2 separate regions of the Mus musculus genome follow, and region 1 is linked to region 2. A link is a loop called in an ENCODE intact Hi-C map of the cell type or tissue named here. Cell type or tissue: left cerebral cortex. All regions are shown on one strand. Each heading gives the region's core, and the rest is flanking DNA. Links, peaks and the distances in the headings are about the cores only.

Region 1 (11,911 bases), core at 1,890-9,889, 240 kb after region 2:
CTGAAATGGGTGAGCGAAAAAACTCCATTGAAATTGGGAAAGAATTGGAGTCGTATGAAAGGCTCTATGTGACTGCTGCTTTCAAACCAGCGTGGTGGCGTATACCTTTAATCCTAGCACTTGGGAGGTAGAAGCAGGTGGGTCTCCCTGAGTTCAAGACCCAGCCTGCTCTACACAATAAATTGCAGGGCTACACAGTGAGACACTCTCTCAAAAAAGGGTTGGGCTGCTAGAGAGATGGCTCAGCAGATAAGAGCACTGGCTGCCCTTCTAGAGGTTAGATCCAATTTAGTTCCCAGCACCCATATGTCAGCTCACAACGGCCATCGACTCCAGACCCAGGGAACCTGACATCCTTTTCCTCCTCACCAGCACTATCCATACTTGTGCTCAGACAAACATGCAGCCAATACACACATACATATAACAGGGTTTCTCTCTGTAGACCAGACTTCCCTGGAACTCATAGAGATCCACCTGCCTCTGCCTCCTCTCAAGTGCTGGGGTTAAAGATGTGCACCGCCACTGCCTGGTTTACAGTTTTAAATTTCTAAAGGAACAATTCATGCCACAATAAACATCTTGGTGCCCACTAACTGTGGAGACGCAATCACAGTGGGGTGATTGGAGTTCACATCCTGTGGGGCATCTGGCATCCTCACAAACCTTACTTAAGTTTCCTAACTCCATTTTGAAAGGCTCTCTAGCTGACATTTTCATTGCAATTTTCTTTTCGTTTGGCACAGCAGCTGGGCTTTCTGTCACGGATGCTTGATTTCAGCCCTGTCCTGTGGTCCCAGCGTCTCCACTTCTGTTTTTGTAAAAGTCTTGCGCCTATGTATTCTGTCTTTTCTGCAAAGTGAAGTTCTTGCAGCATCCACAGCCACCCTGCTTCCCATTTCCTTCCTGTTCTGCTGGAGGAGGCTCCTCGCTCCACGGAGCCAGGAGTGGAAATCCTTGTGCTTGTAGTGATCCTGCAGTCTCTGCTCCTGGATGATGGTGAAATGAACCAATTCAAGACAGATTAGCTCGTCGTAAATGCGGGTTTGTTGGGTTGGGAAGCTTCTGTCAGGAGGACGAATTCACTGGTCCCAAGGAAGGAGAGGAAGGAAGCCATATTAGTCGCCATGGGAAGGGAAAGGAGAAGAGGGAAAAGAAAGAAAGAAAGAAAGAAAGAAAGAAAGAAAGAAAGAAAGAAAGAAAGAGAGAAAGAGAGAAAGAAAGAAAGAGAATGGGGGTGGGGGGGAGAGAGAGACCAATGATATCATATATGATATGATATCTGTATTAAATGCAGAAGAGTCTCTGGGGGAAGGGCAGCTGAGTCCCTGCCAGGTAGGGACAGAGGGATGTCAGGAGAACCTTGAGCCTTTGATTTGTACAATGCATACCTCAGCCCCTAATCCAGGACTGGAAACCAAACACTCCTGAGTGCTGGGATTACAAATGTGGACCACCCTAGTGGGCCCGGGAGATGTTTTCGGATTTTTACCATTCTTGGTATCTACATCTTCTTATGAATTGAGTGGCCACTAAAATAACGACTGTTTCCCAAGTACTGTCTTTTTGTCCTGCTGAGGTTGAGCTTGGTCCTGGTAGGCAAGATGTCAACAAGGTATTTTATCTATACCATTAAAGTAAATTGTTCAGACTGGAACACTTATGATCCAGGCAGGCTTGGAATTTGCCAGCCTTCTGTTCACCCTCCTGAGTAGCTGGGATTACAGGTTTGCGCTACCAGTCCCAGTATACGGAGTAAATTCTAAACCGTACCCAGTAAACGTCCAGTGCTGGATGCAGTCTGAGAGTGAGTTAACTAAGAACTGTGCTGTGTGTGTGTGGCTGCCAGCGCAGCCATGCCAGCCCGCAGGCTGGGATGGGCCTCGAGCACAGCAAAGGATCTGGATTTTCGTCCTACATTCATTACCAAGTCGAAACCGAGTTAATATTACTGAAATGACAACTTCCATTACGAAAACTCTGTTTTAGAAAGATGTGCTTAATTTGTCTTTCAACCATTTTTATGCACACGCCATTCGCACAGTAGGTCCCCGTTGGATGACTAACTGGGACTGGGATCCTGGAATACTCCGGAGCTCAAGCATTAAATCGTGGGGTTCCCCCACCCCGCATCCCCATTCCTCCCTCCAGTCTCCCCAGCCCCGCCCTGCCCCACAGCCTAGCGTCGCGAAGGCTGCCGGCAGCCTGGCGCGCTTTACGGCCGTGGCGTTGCGACGGGGCGGGGCGCCGGGCGGGCGGCCCGCGAGCTTGACGGCAGCGGTGGGAGGCAGGCCGGCAGGCAGGCAGACGGCGTCGCAGGCGGGTGGCGGCGGCCGCGCTGGCTGCCGAGGGCGGGAGCGAGTGAGTCATTGCGCGCGTGTGAGGGAGGAAAGGAGCGAGCGAGCGAGCGAGCGAGCAGCCCGCGCCCGTCGCCCTCCCGCCGCTGCCGCCAGGTCTCCCCAGCCGCCGACTGCCTTCCGCCCAGCGCCCAGGCCGGGCCGAGTCGAGCCGGGTCGGGCCCGGGCCATGCTGCTCACCGTGTACTGTGTGCGGAGGGACCTCTCCGAGGTGACCTTTTCCCTCCAGGTCGACGCCGACTTCGAGCTGCACAACTTCCGCGCGCTGTGCGAGCTCGAGTCCGGCATCCCCGCCGCCGAGAGCCAGGTACGCCGGGGTGCGGCAGCGAGCGGGGGCCTCCGGCCGCTGTGGCCGGGGGCGGGGGGAGCTGGGGGCCGGCGGGGGCCGAGTCCTGCAGCCGCCCGTGGATGCACCCACTGCAGCTAGAGGGGCACGTGCGCGGGCGGGCAGCCCTCCCCACCTTCTGGCCTTCGGGAGCCTGGGTCCTCATCCGGGATCTCCTGACTTTCCGACCAGAAATACCAGTTTGGATCACTGGGAGAACGACGCCTGCCTGGGGTTCGCTTATTTGGACCGCTCCAATATGCGCAGTTTACTACCTGGGAGAATGCAGATTTGCGGTTGAAAGTGAGGGGAAAAAGTTTGAGACTCACTCTGCCATTGACGTCTCTGGAAATGCATACATTTTTGGTTAATTTATTATATATGTATACACACACACACATATATATATGTCATATATTAATTAAAGTAATGGTTAGGTTAACTCAGTCTGTCTGCTTCTCTCAGGCCAAAGCCCTCCTCCTTTCTGGGCCCAGTTTAGTTGGGTCAGTTCAAAGCTCAGTGCTTTCGAAGGATATTAGCTTGAAAATGGCCTACTGTCTGAAGACCCCCGAGGGATTCGGCGGCCAGGAGTTCAGCCTTCTCATGTTTTAACAAGAAAATATATTCTCAAAATGCTTTGGTGTCCTTAGTAGACTTCATCAAACAATAGGTGGACTATTTTGTAACCTTTGCACTAAATCCCTTAAGATTCTAACCAAAGTGGCCCCCGCTGGGTGTAGTCTAAACACCAGAAAATTATAGACAGCTCCCAAGGCCCCAGAATGTAAATCTTGATTTCCTTCTGCAATTATGAAATAGTTCCAAAAACTGTTGCCCAACGACTGCCTGTTCTGTCCTGACTTACGGTAAACTCTGCGTGTCAATATTGTGTTCAGAAGTACCATTCCTTCACACAATGTGAACTTTAGAACCTTGGCATGCAGCTCTTTCTGGAAGGATCTATTTTAGGGAAGGAGGTGTCACTCACATACGCGGTCTGGCAAAAGTTGGGAATAAACAGTTCCCCCAATTTCCACAGAAAAATTAACCCACAAAAACCTAGGACCCCATTCCTGTTGGTCAGCCTCCTCATACAGGTAGCAGGGGCAAGCTAGGACCAGGGAGTTTGGGGGGCTGGGGGAGATTTGACTTTTTAGAGGATTGATTAATTGCTGGTTGTTGTTTGTTTTGTTTTTAAGGCAGGTCTCACTATATAAAACACTGGCTCCCATCTACACTCAGAGATCCCTGTTGACTTTGCCTCCCAAATGTTTGGAGTTAAGGCCTGAGCCATCACAACCAGCTGCTTTTGGTTTTTGTTTGTTTGCTTTGGTTTTTTTTGTTGTTGTTGTTGGGTTTTTTGTTGTTGTTGTTGTTTTTGAGACAAGGTCTCAACTGTGGGGTCAAGGCTAGTCTCAGACAGCAGCCCTCCTGCTTCAGGCTCCTGTACAGCTGGGATTACAAGAATACACTATCATGCCCAAGTTCAGTTTTCAGTTTTGAAGTTTTTTTTAAAAATTTTTTTCAATTTTTGTGTGTGTGTGTGTGTGTGTGTGTGTGTAGGGTGTTTTGATGACCCAAGTTATAATTGCCAGCTGATGGGGAGTAATTTTAAGTTGAATTTGTTGGTAGGACTTGAGGTCTACAGAGGGTGAAGCTGTTTCTCTGCTGTTTCTCTTCCTCCATCCTGTGTGCACGTCATCCTAGCTAGCACTACCGCTGTCTTACACGCTCCCTGCCCAGCCCATTGCACTCCGATGTCTGCAGAAAATGTTAAGTAAACTAAAGGGGATAGCAGGCTGAATCATAATTGTATGGTTAAGGAGGGTTCAGTCTTTAGTCTGGAGTTTGAAGGGTACCATTTGAACAATTAGGCTAGCTCTAAGTTCTTCTCTAAGTAAATTCGGTGTTGACTTTCTTCCCAACCCAAATTGGCATGCAGAAACCCGGATTCCCAACAGTGGTAAGCCTGTATTAAATAGCTGTAAACAGCACCCTGTTTTTCAGGTTAGTGCTGTTGGCTCTATGTAACCTGACAACTCAGTGTCTATTTTAAGAGCTGATTTTTAAGTGGGGGGTCACTTGTCTAGTTCACTGGCTAGCCCCCCTCAGGCAGGAACAGGATCCACCCCAGACACTTGAGTCACTTCCTTTCATTGGATCATGAAAGTAAACATGATAGTCTTTTGTTTTTTAAGTCCTAGTCTGTTTGTCTTGAGCTCCCTAACCAGTTTTTCTGTTTTGTCCCTTCCTCTCAGCTTTCATTCAGTCTGTTTACTTGAGTTTCTTCCATTCCGGTCTCTTGGCTTGGCTTCAGAGTCCCACTTTAATCACATGTGCAGGTGGAGATGGTTTCTGTTCTAATTTATTATTCTCATGTTATATCTACTATAGCCCCGTAAGTGAAGTGTTTTCCACCCTGCTCACAGCACCTTATACATAAATGCCTGTTTTATGTATTAGGCATGTGTGCGCACAGTCAGCTGTATGGTTCATAGCACGGTACACAACGTAGTATGGTACACAGCTAACAGGTATTACATATGTGCATATACATCAGTTACATTATATACATTAAGTAGTGATGTACATTATAAATAGATACAAAATAGAACTCAAGAAAAGGTCAGCTAAGCCGAGTGGTGGTGCACATCTTTAATCCCAGAACTCAGGAGGCAGAGGCCAGTAGATCTCTGAGTTCAAGGTGAGCCTGGTCTACAGGTCAAGTGCCTAGACAGCCAGGGATACACAGAGAAACCTGGGGGGCTTGGGAGGAGGATGAACTAGAATGAATGAAAATGGGGTTCGAGAGACAGATAACCATTAAGAGCACTTGCTGCTTTTATAGAGGCGTCTTACAGAGGTTTGATTCCCAGCACCCATACAGTGGCTCACAACCATCAGTAACTCTAGTTCCACAGGATTCAATGCCCTCTTGTGGCCTCTGTGGGCACCAGCTGTATAGACATGCAGGTAAAGTACACAGAAATAAGTGGACATTTTTCAAAAATTAAAAAATCAATGGAAATAAAAATGGCTGCGCTGTTTCCCTCCTGTATGTACCCTTGAGGGACTGTCCAGCGTGTGTCCCTCACAGGGGATGCTGGTTTGGAGCTCTATCTCTCAGCAGCAGCATATGTGCGCAAGTCACTTGGAGAAGGTGTGAGGTTTTTAACAGCTCTAGTCTGATTATAGTAGTTGTAATCTAATGACAATAAGTTTAGAATAGAAACCATCTTCACTTGTACTGCGATTAAAACAGAACCTGTTCTGTCTCAGAGCAAGTGTGGGCTTGGCAGCCAGGCAGGCTCATGGTGATGCTTTGATGCAGGCTCGGCTGGGCTGACCTCAAACAGTTATTAGGACTTAGTTTCGCATTAAATTAATGTCTTGATAGTTTTGAAACATAGTTTACTTCTGTAGGTGGTGTGGGAAAAAAGCCTGTACAGAGTAGAAGACCCTCAATGAAAGGCATGCTGAAGTAGCAGCTAACAGCAGTTAGCTGTGACCCTGGAAATGCTACTTTTGCACACAGCCTGAGTGTGGGTTACAAAAATGCTATTTTAAACCATGGAAAGTGGAAGTTTCTGTGGTGGCTAGTTTTGATGTGTTTATTTCCTTATGTATTTTTCTTTCCTGTTTTTTGTTTTTTTGGTTTCTTTCTTTCTTTCTTTCTTTCTTTCTTTCTTTCTTTCTTTCTTTCTTTCTGGTAAATGCTGAATAGCTATGCTAGAAAGGTTGTAACACAGAGAAGGATAAAGACTGCCACAGCTCACTTATTCCTCATAACCCAGGGATAACTTGCACATTGAGTGTTAGTTTGGTTTTGATTGTTTTTGTTTGATATTTGAGACTGAGAGTTCAAGGCCAGCCTGGACTCCATTTCAGGTCTCAGGACAGCTGAGCCTGCGCGGTAAGAACCTGTCTCAGGTTTTTGTTGGGGTGCTGAGCATGGTGACTCGCATTGTTAATCCCAGCACTTGAGAGGCAGGCTGAGGTGGAGCTGGAAGATCTAGGCTAGCCTGGTCTGTATAGGAAACCTTGTTTCAGAAAAATAAGATGTACTGGGTTAGGGGTAGCTCTGGTAGAGAGAGTGCTTGCCTGCTATGCATTAGATCCCCAGCACTTGTCAAAAGAGAAAACAGTTTAGCTCCCCAATCCCCAGTAAATGGAAGCTCTTTCAGATACCAAAAAATTCTGCTTTGGTTTGGTTTGCTTTGCTTTTCCAGACAGGGTTTCTCTGTGTAGCCCTGGCTGTCCTGGAACTCTGCAGACCAGGCTGGCCTCGAACTCCCAGAGATCTGCCTCCCGATTGCTGGGGTTAAGAGTGTGAGCCAAGCCGGGCGTGGTGGCGCACACCTTTAGTCCCAGCACTCCGGAGGTAGGGGCAGGCGGATTTCTGAGTTCGAGGCCAGCCTGGTCTACAGAGTGAGTTCCAGGACAGCCAGGGCTACACAGAGAAACCCTGTCTCAAAAAAACACAAACAAAAATAAAAAAAGTGTGTGAGCCACCACACTCTGCGATACTAGAAGACATTTGATGTCATGCTTAAGGGTGGAGTTGTATTAATGATATTAATTAGTCTGTCGCTAGATGTTGACTGAGGTTGAAATTGTGTCTCCAGCTTGTTCCTCTGGTACCACTTCTGCAGATTTACACCTGCATAATCGATTTATCTAGTAAGCTGTTCTGAATAGCAGGGCTCAGGTCTTCCATACTCGCTTTTGAGGGGGTAACAGAAGTTGTAAGAGTTGTGCCAGAGCCATCACCAGCTTGCCTTTTGTTTGGCTGATAGAGACATGAAGTCATTGATCTAAGTTGGAAGATGGCAGGGTTTGTTTTAGATAGCCCAAGCTAGCCTTGAGCCACTAATCCTCCTGCCTCTGCTCCCCAAGTACTGGGATTGCAGGCTGACCTAAAGGTGATTTCCTTACGGACTTAAGATGAAAAAAAAAGAAAAGTTACTGCCTTTCTTGAACTATTTTGAGCTAGGGTCTCAGTAGCCCAGCCTGGCCTTATCGCCACCCTAAGTATTGGGATTACAGTATTATGTTTCCATGTCCTGGTTACTTGCTGATTTTGGTTCTTGTGAGTATTTTTTTCTACCCAGTGTGATGGCTAATTTTGTTGTCAACACAACTGAATTAGCCTTCCCGGGGGATCAGTGAAACACACCTCCACACGTGCCTATTACAGCATTTTCAGAGACAATTGCATCATGAGGCTCTGACCTAACCCATGGATTAACCAATCCTTTGATGAACTCATAGTAAAATGGAATTACTGGGAGGTGGTGAAGATGGGACCTGGTTAGAAGAAGAGGATCATTGAAAGTATGTCCTTGGGATATGTCTTCCTGTGTCCTCTTCTTTGTTTTCTGCCGTGCCATGATGTGAATAGTCCTTTGATTTACCCTTCTGACCAACATCCAAATCCTTTGAAATCAGGGCTAAACAGATATCAATGCCTAACTAACTAATCCACCCATTTTGAGATTGGGTGAGGTATTCCATAGCTTGTTACCATGCCAGATGTCAGTGACTATCTGGAACTTAGCACTTCCTTGTCAATCATGATTGTCCCCATCCTCCCCTCCCCTCCCCTCCCCTCCTTTCCCCTCCCCTCCCCTCCCCTTCTCAAATTTTTTTTTCAAGACAAGGTTTTCTATATAGGCCCAGACTGTCCTGGAATGCTGTGTAAACCAGGTTGGCCTCAAACTCAGAGACATCCAGAGATCTGCCTGCCTCTGCCTCCTGAATGCTGGGATTAAAGGTGAATGCTATTACTCTTGACTTTTGTTGCCATGCTTTTAAAAAGAAGAAACTGGGGCTGGGAAGATAGCTCAGCAGTTGTAAGCACACTGGCTGCTCTTGCTGAAGGCTGGGTTCAGTTCCCAGCATCCAAATGGTGGCTCACAAACATTTGTAATTCCAGTTTTAGAGAATCTAACACTAATGAATGGTCTCCACAGGCACCAGGCATGCAAGTGATATACATAATACATATGCAGGTAAAGTATGGATATACTTGCAGGTAATATACATATATACTTCCCAGGTGGTATATACATGCATGCAGATGAGATACACATATATGTAGGTGAGATACACATATAAATGCAGGTGATGCGCACATGTAAATGCAGGTAAAAGGTCCATATACATAGAAAAGAATCTAAAAATAAGGAAAAAAAGGAAAAAAAAATGGGCCAACCATGAAGACGCTAGGCATTGCAATATTTCTTTCCCTTCTCTCCTGCCTTGTCATGTCCTTTGCAGTGTTGCTCCATTGAGCTACATTCCCCAGCCCCAGTATTAATTGATGTGTGTGTGTGTGTGTGTGTGTCCCATACTCCTCTACTCAGAATTGAACCAGGGCCTCAGGCAGGCACTGCCAGTGGAGGTGTAGAGTTTTAAGGTAGAGGATGACTTAGAGGCCAATCTCTGAGGCTGCTTTGGGTGCTGTAAAAGAATATCATTTTAATGTTGAGCATATAGAACTCCAGTTTCAGTTCTCTTAATGGCTGTGTGACCTCTGTGTCTTCTGGTTCATAAAATTGGACAAATGATCTCTGTTAAAATGATTGACATCCAGTGAGACAGTGTGAGAGTTAAGTGGGAGGATGGGGACTTGGCATGTTAGCCCAGTAGAGCCTCACTCAGTGGTAGCAGGGTGCTCTTTTTTGTTTTGATGTTTATATTGTGTCCCACTGGGAGAGGATCCATGGGCTCTTCCATGCCAGGCAGATGCTTTCCCACTGAACCACAGCCTCAGACCCTAAAGCGTTCTTACCTTCCTGAGTTTGGTTCTTTATAAATGAGTACATTTCTAGTAAGAATGTCTAGTGTGTCTGTCTGCCTTGGGAGACTAGTCATGTGTCTTTAAATAAACTGACAGCTGAGCCTGAGAAGCTAGAGTAGGCCATGGGCTATTGGTGACCTCCTCACAGTGGCTTAGTGGTGTTGATGCCACCCAGGTACACAGCCTCTGCTCTGACTTATGGTTGATTTCTTCATACCCCAACAAGTTATGTGTAGCACAACTTTCTTTTTGAATTACCAAAGAGAAAAGGAATCCCTTGTTTTCTACCTTAAAGTATAAGATCTGCACTATATGTAAGTGTTAGAACAAGAGTTTTTTTTTTTTGTTTTTTTGTTTTTTTTTTTGGTTTTTCAAGACAGGGTTTCTATTTGTAGCCCTGGCTGTCCTGGAGCTCACTTTGTAGACCAGGCTGGCCTCGAACTCAGAAATCCACCTGCCTCTGCCTCCCGAGTGCTGGGATTAAAGGCGTTCGCCACCACGCCCGGCTAGAACAAGAGTTTTGATTTTTAGAGTTTCTCTGTGTAATACCCCTGGCTGTCCTGGACTTGAATGAAGACCAGGTTTGCTTCAAATTCACAGGGATCCACCTGGTTGCAGTCATTTTTAGTCTTGTATAAAACTTGTAAAGTTGGACAGATGAGTTCTATTCTCTTGTCTCTGGAAGGATTCAGCTTTGAAGGGTCACTTTTTGCCCCTATCACCACAGACTTGGGAGCAGAATGACAGTGAATGGTCAGAGTGGCCTGTGCAAATGCTATCTGTTCTCTCTGTGCCCGGGAACGAAGCTAAGAGAGCATGTGGGTGGATGAGGGAGGCCTGGTGGCAGAGCTCAGTGGTAGACAAGTTGCCTATCCAGGTACAAGGCCCTGGGCTTAGTGTGGAAAAAGAACTAGAAGGGACATCTGTTGTGATCAGTCCTGGTGGCCTGCTGGACACAAGAAATTTGACTCTTGGCCCACCTAATGACAGGGCCCCTCCTGGCTGAGTTAATAGCCAGCTCAAGTTGCACAGTCAGCTTATGGCCCAGTGCAGAGTACGCTCAGGGAGCAAGCTGTGGCTCAGGACCCAGTCTGTTCTGTGGACTACATGATGACATAGGGACCACCTTACATCCTTATGTGGCTAAGTCAGTGTGCTGCTCTGTGTTCTGTTCCTCCTTCTCCTCATACTGCTCTCGGATGTTGTGTTGGACATAGAAAGTATTTCTGTTAATAGTACTTAGCTCACATGCTTTGTTTTCTTTCCTATTTATATTTCACAAGCAGGAGAGCAGTAAGCCTTTGGGGATGAAGAGAAAGGCTGTGAGCACACATACCCCGTGCCAGTAAGCTGCCACGGTTGGGGGATGGTTGTTTTACAGTTGAAAACCATGATTATCTTTTTATCTTGAAAGTTTTTATCTTGAATTTGTCAGATGATTTGTTTGTTTGTTTAGAACTTGATCCTTGAGTACAGCTGTGGCCAGCCTGGTACTGGAGATGGTTTTTCTGCCTTGGCCTCCCAGTATTGCATGTTCCTTCATGGCTAGTTCTCCTTGTAGTAAACATACCCAGAACCTGTCATTCCTCTTTCCTTGGTTGCTCAGAGTGAAAGCTAAGTAAGACTCCCTACTCTATGATCCCACCCATCCTTTACCTGAGCAGACCTCTGGGCATTCCTTATATAACAGGCCTGGTCCTAAGCCTCTGTGGTGGACAGTTGAACCAAATGTTGCTTCCGTACAGCCTACGTTTCATTTGAGCAGACAAAGGAGCAGATCAGTATGTAGCACAGTAGATGAGGCAAGTAGAGTTGGCTTTAAAGTACATTGTGTTGTTAGGGATGGAACCTGGGCCTTGGGTGTAAGAGAAATGCTATGTCGTTGAGCTACACCCACAGCCCATATCCAGGGTACGTGTGGCTTTTGGAAAGAGCACTGAAGGGTAGTACTTGACTAGAGACCTAAACAGAGTGATAGAAGAAAGAAACAAACGACCTGAGAGGATGTGAGTCTCATTAGGACAACAGAAGCGTGAAGTCAGAAGCAGCCATCAGCCAGATCCTTTGGGCCTAGTGTAAGGGTCTGAAAATCGCTGAAGGAAGACCCCAGACTCAGCATGCAAAGACAGAGAGCCTTTACTCTGCAGAAACAACCAGCATGCAGGGGTCAGCCGTCCTTTGAAGTGGCAGTCCCAGACCAAGGCCCACAGGCTTTCTTATAGAGAATGGGGGTGGGATGGCATGGGCTTACAGTGGTTACTCTCTAGAGGGATTATGTCATCGAAAATTTAATTGGTGTGCTAGGGGGTCAGAGGTAGTCAGTGGTCTACACGCCTATGTCATGAATGTTTAACCATAGGATGAAATAGGGCTGCCCAGCACAGATGGCCCATTCTGAGGTAAAATACTTCCCCATTTTTGTGGTTA
Region 2 (11,911 bases), core at 2,197-10,196:
ATTCGAATTGCTGGCTTCCGAAAAGGAATTTAGATCTGGAGGGGGGGAGGGAGAGAGAGAGAGAGAGAGAGAGAGAGAGAGAGAGAGAGAGAGAGAGGAGAGAGGAAAGAGGGGAGAAGGGAGAGAGGAGAGAGGAGAGAGGAGAGAGAGAGAGAGGAGAGAGAGAGAGAAGAGAGAGAGAAAAGCAGGAACCCAGAGCCCCTGAAGCATCTGTGTGCCTGTCAGACACCAGCTGTCACCCCTGCTGGAATGTGGGCGTACGATTGGGATGGAAACAGCACAGAGTGCTCTCCGGGCCAGCTGGGGCCCTCCCCAGACACCTCCACACCGCCAGCCGTGGTCTCTTTCTTTGCTGCCCTTTCTCTCCTCAGTGTTCAGTGATGAAAGAAGAGCTAAGAAAGGAAGAGGCTCAGAAGGATCGCAGGGAGGCCCAGGAGAAAGAGCTGAAGCTATGCAGAAGTGTGAGTTGATGGTCCTCATTGCCTCTGACCTTGATGTGCTTGGTGCGAGCCGCGGCCCTCCCCAAAGCACAAGGTTCTGGCTCTGCTGTTTGGAGGAAGCCATGGAGCTCTCTCCAGGTTTCTCCAGCTAGTTGCCTCTGTTTTTCCCATGGGTTTCCCCTGGAGCTGAGCAGGGACAATGTCAGGAGGCCACACCTACTGCATGCATGCACACAAGCATGGAGGGGGCATTAGATACCCACGAACTGGGATTGCATACAGGTGGTTGTGAGTCACACATCATGGGTGCTGGCATCTGAACTCAGGTCTTCTACAAGAGCATTCTTAATTGTTGAGCCATCCTTCTTGCCCCTTTGCAGATATTTTTCTGGCCACCTTCTCTCTAAGACAAACAACAACCTTTCTCTTTCTTTCATTTTTACTCAGTGTTATGAAATCTCGGTTGTTAAAAACAGGAGATATTTGTGTTCAGGACACCACCTGTGGCCACATTTAAATGGTAGAATTTAGATTTATGTAAACAAAGGTCCAGGGCAGGGAACACACCTAAAAATAAACATCTAAAAATGCAATAAAAATGTCATCTTTATGTCAATATCCCAGTCCCTCTTGTCCCTAGTAAGCAGGTTGCTCTAGGTTTGATTGAGCGGCCCTGTCTCTGGCTTCTGAGGCCCGGACTTCAGGCCATGCCCATCAGGCTCTTGCTTGGGTTCTGGGGATCCGAACTCCAGTCCTTGTGTTTGCACAGCAAGCACTCAGCCACTGAGCCATTCTCCCAAGCCCTTCAAACCCCTTCTACTGATTGTTTTTTTCAAAGAAATTAATTCTTTTCCTTTATCAAGCACATTGAATATATTAATCAGGGGGTTGGGTGAAGAGAAATCTACTTTGCCTGCAAATGTAGAGCAAAGAAGGCGCTTAGCTGGCTGGTGTGGATCCTACCTGTATGAGTCCCAGGAACACGGGAGACCTGGGGGGGGGGGGGCTTCCATTTAGGAGGCGACTTGCCATGCCTAGTGAACTTGAATTCTCTGTGGTTGCTTTTTTTTTTTTTTTTTTTTTTTAAGCAAATGCAAGACATGGAGAAAGAAGTGAGGAAGCTCAGAGAGGAACTAAAGAAGAACTATATGGGTCAGAACATCATCTCCAAGACGCTACGAGAAAAGAACAAGGTGCGTGCTTCAAGGAAGCTTGATTGTGTCCATGACCACGGGAGATAAACTCCCCCAGCCCCTGTGCAGCGTCCCGCTCCACCCACAAAGCGCCCCCGTGTGGCCGATGCCGGCATCTGCCGCTCCTCTCGGACGGGAGAAGGTAACCCCCGCCCCCCACGCCCCAGCAAGATGCTCAGACTAAAACGGTTCCCGCTTTATCTAAGAGAGACTCGCCCCTACCTGCAGATCCTAGTGGGTCTTGTGTTGCTTTCCTTTCCTGGAAAATGTGGCATCCATTTCAGAGGGTGGCAGCCACACAGGGCTAATCTAAAAGCTAATATAAAACAGAGTTCAGGGCTGGGAAGATGGCTCCATGGGTGAAGTGCCCTGCTGCACTAGCACGGGAATCTGAGTTTAGAGCCCCAGAACCTATGTGAGCTCCGTCAGTGGTGGCACATAGCTGTAATTCCAGCACTGGGGTGGATGGAGATACAGGGGCCCTCTAATCAGCCAAGCTGGAAGAATGGATGGGCTCTAGGTTCAGTGAGAGTCTGTGTCAAAAAAAAAAAAAAAAAAAAAAAAAAAAAAAAAAGTGGAGAACAATAAAAACTCAAAATCCCACTATGAGCTGTGGGAGGGACACATGAAGTCCCACACTTAGCCATGGAGCTAGTGAGGGCTAGTGAGCTAGCCCTCAGCAGTTGAGGGCTACTGGGGAAAGAGTCAGTTTTCTTCAAGGATACAGTCCCTAAGAGGCTGTCCGTGCCCACTGACGACGGGCCCACAGCCAGGCACATATAGACAGCATTGAATGGACACACACATACACACACACACACACACACACACACACACACATTAAAAATAAAATTAACGGGGCTGGAGAGATGGCTAAGCAGTTAAGAGCACTGACTGCTCTTCCAGAGGTCATGAGTTCAAATCCCAACAACCACATGGTGGCTCACAACCATCTGTAATGGAGTTTGATTCCCTCTTCTGGTACAGCTACAGTGTACTCATATATTAAATAAATAAATAAATAAATAAATAAATCTTTAAAAAGTAAATAGAATTAATGTTTTAAAATGACAGCGGCCAGAAAAATTTAGAGATAAGTTAAATCCTATTTGTAAAATTTGCCCAGGAAAGAATGCATCTAGATAAAAACTATCCCAAGACAATGAAAATGGAAACATCTGGGAATGTGCTGAGCCACTGGCTCAATGTATTTCATTCTGGAGAATATCTCTCAGTAGAAATAAATTGACTTTGATTTATCTCTTCATTAAAAATCACCACAGTCATGGCAATAGAACCAAGTGGCCTCTGGGCTATGCATTTTCCTCTAAATGAGGCTTTAGCTGCACCCCACGAGTTCTAGAATGTTTTTCTTTATTACTCGGAACCAAGTCTTTCCCAGTGTCCATTATTAGTTCTTCTCTGACATGTGGCATTTTTGGAGTTATTTTCTAATATCTAAATATATGAGAATTTCTTGGCTGCCTTTTGGGTATTGGTTTTAGCTTGATTACATTGTGTACAGAGATCTTACTCTGGGTGTTTTAGGTCCCTGGCATCAACTGAGATTTTCTTGGTGGTCTGCTTGGTGGCCCACATGGTACATGCTTGTTTCATATGTGCCTACAAGAAGAACATACATTCTGTAGAGGACACAGCGTTCTACATGTGTCTTCTAGGTCAAGTTTGACCATTGGATGGTTAGTTTTAAGTGTCACTTGCCAGCTCCTAGGGTAGCCAGAGATGAGAGCTTAGTTAGGAATTATCTAGGTCTAATTGGTCTGTGGGGTTATCTTGATCATTAATTAGTATGAGAAGAACCAGCCCACTGTGGGTAGAACCATTCCCTAGGTTAGTCCCCAAACTGTATAAAAAGGGAGAAAGCTGAGGCTAGAGAGATGGCTCAGAGATAAAGAGTGCTAGTTTCTCTTTCAGAGGACCCGAGTTCAATTCCTAGCAACCCTATCAGGTAGCTCACAATCACCTGTGATTCTAACCCCTGGAATACCCAACACCTCTGTCCCCCAAGGAACCTGCATTCATGTGTACACATCCCCTAACACACAACACACACATGCACACACACACGTACGTTTTTTTTAAAACTTTCTAGGGTAGAGAAATCTTAATACCAAGCCTCAGTGTGCAGCGTGCATGCATTTCTCTCTGTTCTGACTGGGATGTGATATGGATAGATGCTCCAGTGCTTGCCTTGGCCTCCCCTCCGTAATCGACTATAACTTGGAAATATAAGGCAGATAAACCCTCCTTACCCCGTGTTGTTGTCAGGGTATGATGTTAATTTTAAAATTATTTTTAGTGTTTATGTGTTTAGCCTACGTGTGTATCTGGGCACCGTGTGTGTACAGTACCCAGGGAGTCCAGAAGAAGGAGTTGGATCCCCTAGAACTGGAGTTAGAGATGATTACAAGCCTTCATGTGGGTTCTGGGAATTGAACCCCAGTCCTCTGCAAGAGCAGCCAGTGCTTTCCAAAGTGCTGGGATTAAAGGCCTGCCACGCCAGGCCCACCTCATTGATAGTTTTCATTAGATATTTCCCCCTGTATCCTTTTGGAATTTTTTTCCCCTCGGTTCCTCATCTGGTAAGAATGGCATAAAAGCTATATTATGTCTTCCCAAAATCTGATGTCAATTTTTTACTCTTTTTCTGTTTGTTTTGGTTTTTTCTTTTTTTTTAAAAAAAGATTTTATTATTTTATGTAAATACACTGTAGCTGTCTTCACACACTCCAGAAGAGGGAGTCAGATCTCATTACGGATGGTTGTGAGCCACCATGTGGTTGCTGGGATTTGAACTCTGGACCTTCGGAAGAGCAGTCAGGTGCTCTTACCCACTGAGCCATCTCACCAGTCCCTTGTTTTTTTTTTCGAGACAGTGTTTCTCTATGTAGTCCTGGCTGTCCTGGAATTCACAGAGTGCTGCTTCTGCCTCCTAAGTGCTGGAATTAACTTGCCACTACTGCCTAGCAAGTGTTTTCTCTTTTGATATTCTTTTCACAGTTACTCTAAACATGCACTTTCATCTTATCAAAACGCGGTGTCCATGGGTGATTTCACCCCACTCCCAGATGACACAGTGGTCACCAACGTCAACCCTTTAGCATCGCTGGCACCACAGAGACTTATGTAATGTAAGCACCAGGACCTACACCTCCCTCCACACTGACGCCCCAGAGGCACCCGCAATGCTGTCATACATTCAGTGTTCACACCCATGGGAGCTGCCTTCCCTACGTCCCTGGGTATCCATCCAGGATCCTTCTTCCTCTGCCTAAAATATATCCCTAAGGATTAAGTGTCTACTGATGGTAAAGTCTCTCGGGGGTACATGTGTGCATGCATGCATCTGTGTGTGTGTGTGTGTGTGTGTGTGTGTGTGTGTGTGTGTGTGTGTGTGAGAGAGAGAGAGAGAGAGAGAGAGAGAGAGAGAGAGAGAGAGACCCTCCTTTCTGCAACATACTTTAACGTGCATGGATTTCTCCATTGACTGATTTCCTTTAGCACTCTGTAGACCTATTGTTTTCCCAACTGTAAGTCTGTTACATAATTACTCTTACTACACAGTGGTTATTATGTAACCAATCTCCCTTGCCATTTGTTGAGATTTCCTTTCCCTTTGACTCGCAGCAACCGTGTAGCAACCTTGCCTGAGGTGGGCTCATTTTTCCTTACTTCCTTTGCATTCCTATGTGCTGCTTGCATCTTCCCCTTTATTTATTTTGTTTCATTTCATTTTTTTCCCATTAAGACTGGAGCCTGGGCTATGTACCGAACACAGAGAGAGGCTACTGCAGGCCTGTGACCACACTAGGTTTGTGGCCAGTTCTGCCTGTGACGGTCAGGGCTGTTTCTGGCATTGTGACAATCATTTCTGTCTGTTTTCTTAGCCCGCTCTATGATCTGAAAGCTGTTATGTCCATTTGACAGATGAAGACATGAGGTTTGAGGGAGCAACTCAGAGCAGAAACCATACACTCACTGAGGGGTAAAAACCAAGCTAGAAGCCTCATTTATGGGGCTCATCATTACGGCACTACCACTAGCCACATGTGACTATTGAAACTGAAATTAAATTCATTTCCAAATTCTCAATCCTCCATATTCATATTTAAAAATAAAATGGTATTTTTAAATTCAACTGAAAATCCACCTCCTCCACTGAGCCAGGATGTAAATTTAAAACCCAGTGTCCCTAAGCACTTGTCACATACATCCACACAGGGCCAGTCAGCAGGCAGCCCAGACTTTGGCCATCTAGGCCTTATGAGAGGAAGCTGATTCAGACCCTGTTGCTCATGTCTGAGTGGGTCTCAGCGGTACCATCAAGAATGTTCTAGAAGGAAATAGATCTGAGGCAAGGAGACCCAAGGTTACCAGTGCCCAGTCTGAGGTCTAATCCAGGGTAGGGACCTCTGAGGGCTGAATCCACTCCTAAGCATCTCTTCTCTGTGGCAATGACAGAAGGACAGGGCAGGCAGGACACTTGAGGGCCAGGGTGGAGCTGTGGCTGTGGCTGTGGCTGAGGCTGACTCTGAGGCTTTGGGCTGGGAACCAGGGCGGAGCAGGCCCAAGGCCAGACATTGAAGTCCCTCCCTCCTTAGAGCTGGGAGGACCTTCAGGGCGAGCAATAAAAACCAAAGCGGACTTCTCAGGCAGCCTGAGTGTGAGGGGCTCTTCGCTGCCCCACAGGGCTCTGGACAAAGTGCTGAAGGGTTTGGGGTGTGTATTTGTGGCACACTCCTCTCCAGACCCCAATAAGAGGCTCGTGAGTCTGCTTCAGCATGAAACACCTTCCTTTAAAGGTGTACCCCAACCTCTAATACAGGTTAGAGCCATGGTCCCCAGGGAAGTGGGACAGGAAGAGAAAGGGACCGATGTGGGAGAGAGAAGGAGGGGTAGCGAGGAGTGGGCGTGTTCTGAATACATTATAAACGTGTATGAACATGCCCATCCTGTCTAACATCTAATTTGGAAAAACTAGTTATGAACGGAGATGCAGTGCATCCAATGGCCAGCAGAGGGTAGAATTGAGCACTTTCCCCGCTTACAGGGAGGGAATGAGTAGCCACGCCCCAGACCCCCCATCCCTTTTGAATGCCTTCTGCAAGTTCCATCTCTTTGAAAGTCTTGCTTGGCTGACCTCCCTGAGTGGTCCCCACTAATGACGTATTCTGGACAGTATTCCTAATAACAATATTTACGAAGCCCCCCGTGGACTTAGGGTATGAGAATAATGGAGAAAGGTTTATCTTGCAGTTTTACTTGTGACAGCTAACACTAACACACACGTAGACGTTATAAAAATCTCACCACTTCTCCAAACACTCTTAACCCCATGGTAACTCGAGGCGGTCCTAGAAACATTGCCCTCCCCCACCCCCCAAAGACCGAGTCACAGACCAACAAAACAAGCCTCTGAAGTCACATGACCTATTAGGGACTGCCCTCGGATTCAGGCCTGGGGTAGGACTAACTCAGCCGGGCCCAGGGAGTAAAGCCTGGTGCTTGGCCCCAGGGGACGAAGCCTCATAAGCCAGCTTCCTCACCAGACTCACTTTTGCCCCCTGCCACGTGGGCTGCTGCTCCTGCACGTCCCTCTGGGACACCCCCGCCCCCAGGCCATTAAACCTCATGGAGGGCTCCCCCACAGACCGCCCGCCTCACGGCCGCATTAACAGCAGCCAGCACATGCTTTGGTCATCCTTTCAGGTCGAAGAGAAGCTTCAGGAAGATTCCAGAAGGAAATTGCTTCAGCTGCAAGAAATGGGGAACAGAGAGAACCTCATTAAAATCAATTTGGAAAGGGCAGTAGGCCAGGTAGGAGCGTTCCATGGCCCTCCTTGCTGGGTCTCCTACACCAGGCAGCCAAGTCTGGTGTCAGGATGGGGCGAGGTGGAGTGGGGCGTGATGCCTGGGTGTTCCACCCATCAACAGCTGGGATGTCCTCACTCCAATAGTGTGCTGTGACTGTGACCCAAGACCCTGGCCAGGCAGCCAACCCTGCCCCGGGGCTGCCTGTTCCCCCCTTCTTCCCCCTGGAGAGTTTCTCCTATTGCTTTCAGTGTAGGCATTTTCCCTGGTCTTTCCTCCCCCAAGAGCCCCCCGCAGAGTCTCAGTGGCCATAAGGAAATGCCTCTTTTTTTTAAGTAAGTGAGCTCTGAGTGTCCAAAGTCCATGCTAGACAGAGATGATCCTGGGAAGGGTAGTGAGAGTCCTCGCCTGGCTGGGCAGGAGGGCGCTTTTTCCATCGCTCTGGCCCAAGATGGCCAATGGGCCTTCCACTGTGCAGGATATAAAATGATGTAAGACTTTACCAAGGGCTTGGGGAGAGCCAATGAAAAGCCAAGCACAGAGGCCTTAAAAGCTCTCCAGGACAGCTACTCTGGATTCTCCCTGGGCATCTCTGCTGACACCCCACCTGATGGTGTTCAAGACACACTCTGTGTTCCGAGATGTTTGGCTTCTGTGTCTGGGGGTGGGGTGGGGAACGTCTACTATAACCACTTAGCAGGGTCTCAGAAGGGCTGTGAGTCACCTCAAAAATGCTAAGGACCATAATTCCATATTATCCCGCACCAAGTTCACACAATTTCTATTTCTTTTCTGATCTGAGCTGTAACCAGGTTGTATAAGCAGGCTTGGTCCCCGCACTCGGGACATGGAGAGGTATACTCACTCCATCAAGTGGTGCTGATCACTGGACAGCTGTTCAACTTATCATCAAATAGCACATTACAGCTGTGATTTCTCTAGTAGATCCTCAGTCCCTTGTCCCCTCACACAGTCCCTAGACTGCTCCTTCATCTCCATTGCTCTCTTATAGTCCCCCCTCCCCAAATATACCTGAACTGAGAGCATGGTCTGTGCTCCTTGTCCAAAGGCCTTCATGTCAGCTCCAAGCTGGGTCACCTAAAGGATCATGGGACAGCTCCGTGCATAGATTCCAGGGGGAGGGAGTCAGCCTTCCTCCTGCCTCCTGGCCTTCTCTTTACCTCAAGGCCAGGCCCAGCTGACGTTCTCAGCCCAGCCCATTGTCCCCAGCTCCCAGCACAGCATCTGAGAACCTGTCACCCTATCCCTCTCACTACAAGCAGTCACCTTGCATATAGGGCTTTCCCACCTAACCAACTTCTTGGCTAGTTTGACCCCTCCTTTGGCCATGAAACCGGGAGACAGTTTGGAGCTCCTGGCTTGAAAGTCTCCTGTACTGTCATCATCTCTGTTTTCCCAGGGTTCTGAGTCCTATGGACCGTTCTGTGATTTTGAATATCATCTGGTGGGTCCCCCGGATCCCCTTGAGGATATATGTTAGTCTTCAATGCCCACCCTGTCCAGTGGATCACAGGCATGCACCTTGGGGTACCGTGGGAGTAAATTTCCAACCAGGCTTCTTAGCCTCTGCTTCCTGAGGGAGTCTAGTGTGCCTTAGACTTGGGATTCTCTAAGCTTTACACACAGGGCCATCCCCTCCACCAAACACTAAAAATTCCAACCCATGGGAGGTACCTGACTGATAGGTTTCCATATCCCAGTACCCAGCAAACCCCGCCGGAATGCCCATTCCATGCCTGCACCATGCTGGCTCCAGAGACATAAAAATGACTCACAATGAACAGAAGCTTTTGGACAGCTGATGCCCAAGGCACCTGGGAACACACGTGCGCTTTCTCCTCTCCCTATCACCAATGCTGATCACGTTTATTGGAGCTGAAAGCCTAGCAATTATGAAAAGGCACTTCTGGACCTAGCGTTCCCATTGGCTGACTGCAATAGCCTCTTTGGAGGGCCTTCGACAGGTGTGCAGGGACTGTGTGCCTGGATCGGGTTGGGCATTGAATACTTGAAGCCTGCTGCTCTATTCTGTCTATGGCTCTTCACCCCAGTACGTCATAACCATGAATGACCATTCAGGCATGTGGCCTGAACTCTGAGGTGAAGATAACATTTCACCTTGCCTCTGTCTTGGCAACCCCCACTGACCAGTCACCTCCCCCCTTCCCCTCTTTGTGCCATAGCTAGAGAACTTCAGAAACCAGGTCATCAAAGCCACTTTCGGAAAAACAAAGCCATTCCGCGACAAGCCCATCACGGACCAGCAGGTTAGTGTGGCTGGCTCTCTGGCCACGTGACTCCTTCGCTTCTGTCTCCGGGGATCTGGATGCCAGACCCTGAGAGCATATGCTTGTTTTTGTTAGTGGCACATATTTCTCACACTGTTGCTACACCATAAAGATTTGTTTTGATTTTAGGGGATTTCCTGGCTTTTGAAGTGAAAGCTGGTTTAAAAATCCCTTGCAGTGTTCCTTGTAGAAATCCAGTCCGGCCAGGCAGGCTCGTGGCTGGGCACCAGACACACACTGGTGCTCTGGGAGCAGAGGGGTGACCTGGCTTCGATCCACATACCTTGATTGATCCCTTCCAAAGGAGAAGCTAACCCACAGCAGTGTAGATAGGCTTCGTGGTGTTTGCCTTGTTATCTTTCCAGCCCTTTGTGGCCAAGAACAGGTAAAAAGTTTACAAGTGGGTGGGGGAATTGGAGAAATAGCTCAGTCAGTGAAGTGTTTGCCTTGCAGGCATGAGGACCTGAGTTCAATCCCCAGAACACAAAACACAAAGGTCTATGTGCCATTACATGCTTGTAACCCCAGTGCTAGGGAGAGGCAGGCAAGCAGAGACCCCTGGGACTCAGGGTTCTCCAACCAGGCAGCCTTAGCCTACTTGGCAAGTTCTAGGCCAGTGAGATGCCTTGTTACAGTAAAACCAGGTGGATGGCACATGAGGAATGGTAGCCACAGTGTCCCTCTGGCTTGCACACACACACACAGATATACACATGCATACTTCCACACATGTGCACCATGCCCAGACACAGTACATACACACACACACATACACACGCAGTATTCACACACAGAAAAAAAACACAGGCAGGCAGGTACAGGAAACCATGGCCCGTGAGCGCACACTTAGAGTCAAGTCATTGCTATAAGCATGGAAGGATCTGGAACAAATTCAGAGTGACAGTATAGACCCCAGCTCCCGAGCGATGCGTCCTGGTGACAGAGCACATGTTCCCTCAGAGGCAGCACCTCAGGGCCTGCATCCCTCCCCACCGAGCCAGGACCTGTGCTCCCACTTTGCAGTCCCTGCCTCGCAGAGCAGGCTGCCTTGAGACATCTTACTGTCTGTCCTCTGGCCAGCTGATAGAGAAGATCATCCAGGTCACCGAGGACAACCTCAGCTTCCAGCAGAGGAAGTGGACCCTGCAAAGGGAGACCCATCTGCACCCCAAGCAAGAGGAGACCATGCACAGCGTGGAGAAGCTGAGGGTGCTGCTGGACAAGTGCCAGGTAGCCTCTGGGAGAGATTTCCAGGCCGCTGGCTTGCCGCTGACCCCCCCTCCCCCCCCAGTCTGTGCAACCGGGCAAGAAATTTCCCTCTCCCTGGGATAGGTTGAGGAGAAAGATTCTCCTTTTTAAGACCCCACCTTTGACTCAAAATTGCCTCTGGGGAAAGAACTCATACAGACTTATTTTCTCTCTTAAACTCAAGATATAGCTCGGACAGTAACGTGCTTCCTACACAAGCAGGAGGTCCTGAGTTTGAATCCTTAGCACCCACATAAAAAGATGGGTCCAGCACACACCTGTTGCCCTAGTGTTTGGGAAAGCAGATGCAGAAAGATCCCAGGGAGGGGTGGGGGCGGGTGGTGGTGGTGGGGACTTGTGAGGCACTCAATCTAGCCAAATAAGCTAGCTCTGGCATCGGTGAGAGACACTGTCAAAAAATAAGCAAGGGCAAGGGAGGGGGTAGCTCAGGCGCATGCATGAAGTCCTGGGTTTGATCCACGTGGCCACATAGAGCTGGACGTTCCCCTGCAAGCCAGTCCGTGGGAGGTGGAGGCTCTGGGATCAGGGTCATGCTTAGCTAGGTTGAAGCCAGCCTGGGTTTCCTGAGACCTTATCTCAAACATGCCAAAAAGTTTCTCAAAGTAAATCGGAGAGTGATTGGGGAGGACCCCACATTGACCTCTGACCTGCATGCGCCCCTCCCCGCAAAGTCAGTCACATACCAGATAAGGTTGGATTTTGTAGTGGTGGGCTCTTTGCATCTGTACTGTTGCCCTTGTACACACTGGGCAAGTTCTGTCCTACAAAACTTCATTCCCACCCTCAGACATTCTTTTCTTATCATTCTTCTGCCTGCATATACATTGTGCTAGGTATTGTAAGTTGCCTAGAGGCCACTTGAAGTATA

What was found. Peaks named below come from ENCODE experiments on the same cell type or tissue, not always from the same donor. Only the 100,000 strongest peaks of a DNase experiment are listed, where the experiment ranks them.
Region 1: it touches region 2 in a loop (2.7-fold over the local background); 2 of 42 quality-filtered maps call a loop at or near these places.

The regions. Positions count from the first base shown.
Region 1 is chr4:141,713,810-141,725,720 of GRCm38, reverse strand. It overlaps Ddi2 (DNA-damage inducible protein 2), which reads left to right and starts at 2,302. Exons shown (of 10, transcript NM_001017966.2): 1 at 2,302-2,664. The coding sequence starts at 2,527. In left cerebral cortex, for the core only: a CTCF peak has its summit at 5,613 (motif pointing left); DNase peaks (open chromatin) are centred at 2,279, 2,828, 3,218 and 5,991; H3K4me3 peaks cover 2,543 bases; H3K27ac peaks cover 1,674 bases.
Region 2 is chr4:141,953,135-141,965,045 of GRCm38, reverse strand. Fhad1 (forkhead-associated (FHA) phosphopeptide binding domain 1) reads left to right here. Exons shown (of 32, transcript NM_177868.4): 8 at 372-461; 9 at 1,529-1,633; 10 at 7,364-7,471; 11 at 9,670-9,753; 12 at 10,855-11,004. Among named protein-coding and RNA genes, the nearest start is that of Fhad1os1, 24 kb to the left of the region's middle. In left cerebral cortex, for the core only: a CTCF peak has its summit at 6,665 (motif pointing right); DNase peaks (open chromatin) are centred at 5,795, 6,674, 9,336, 9,788 and 2 more places; H3K27ac peaks cover 1,913 bases.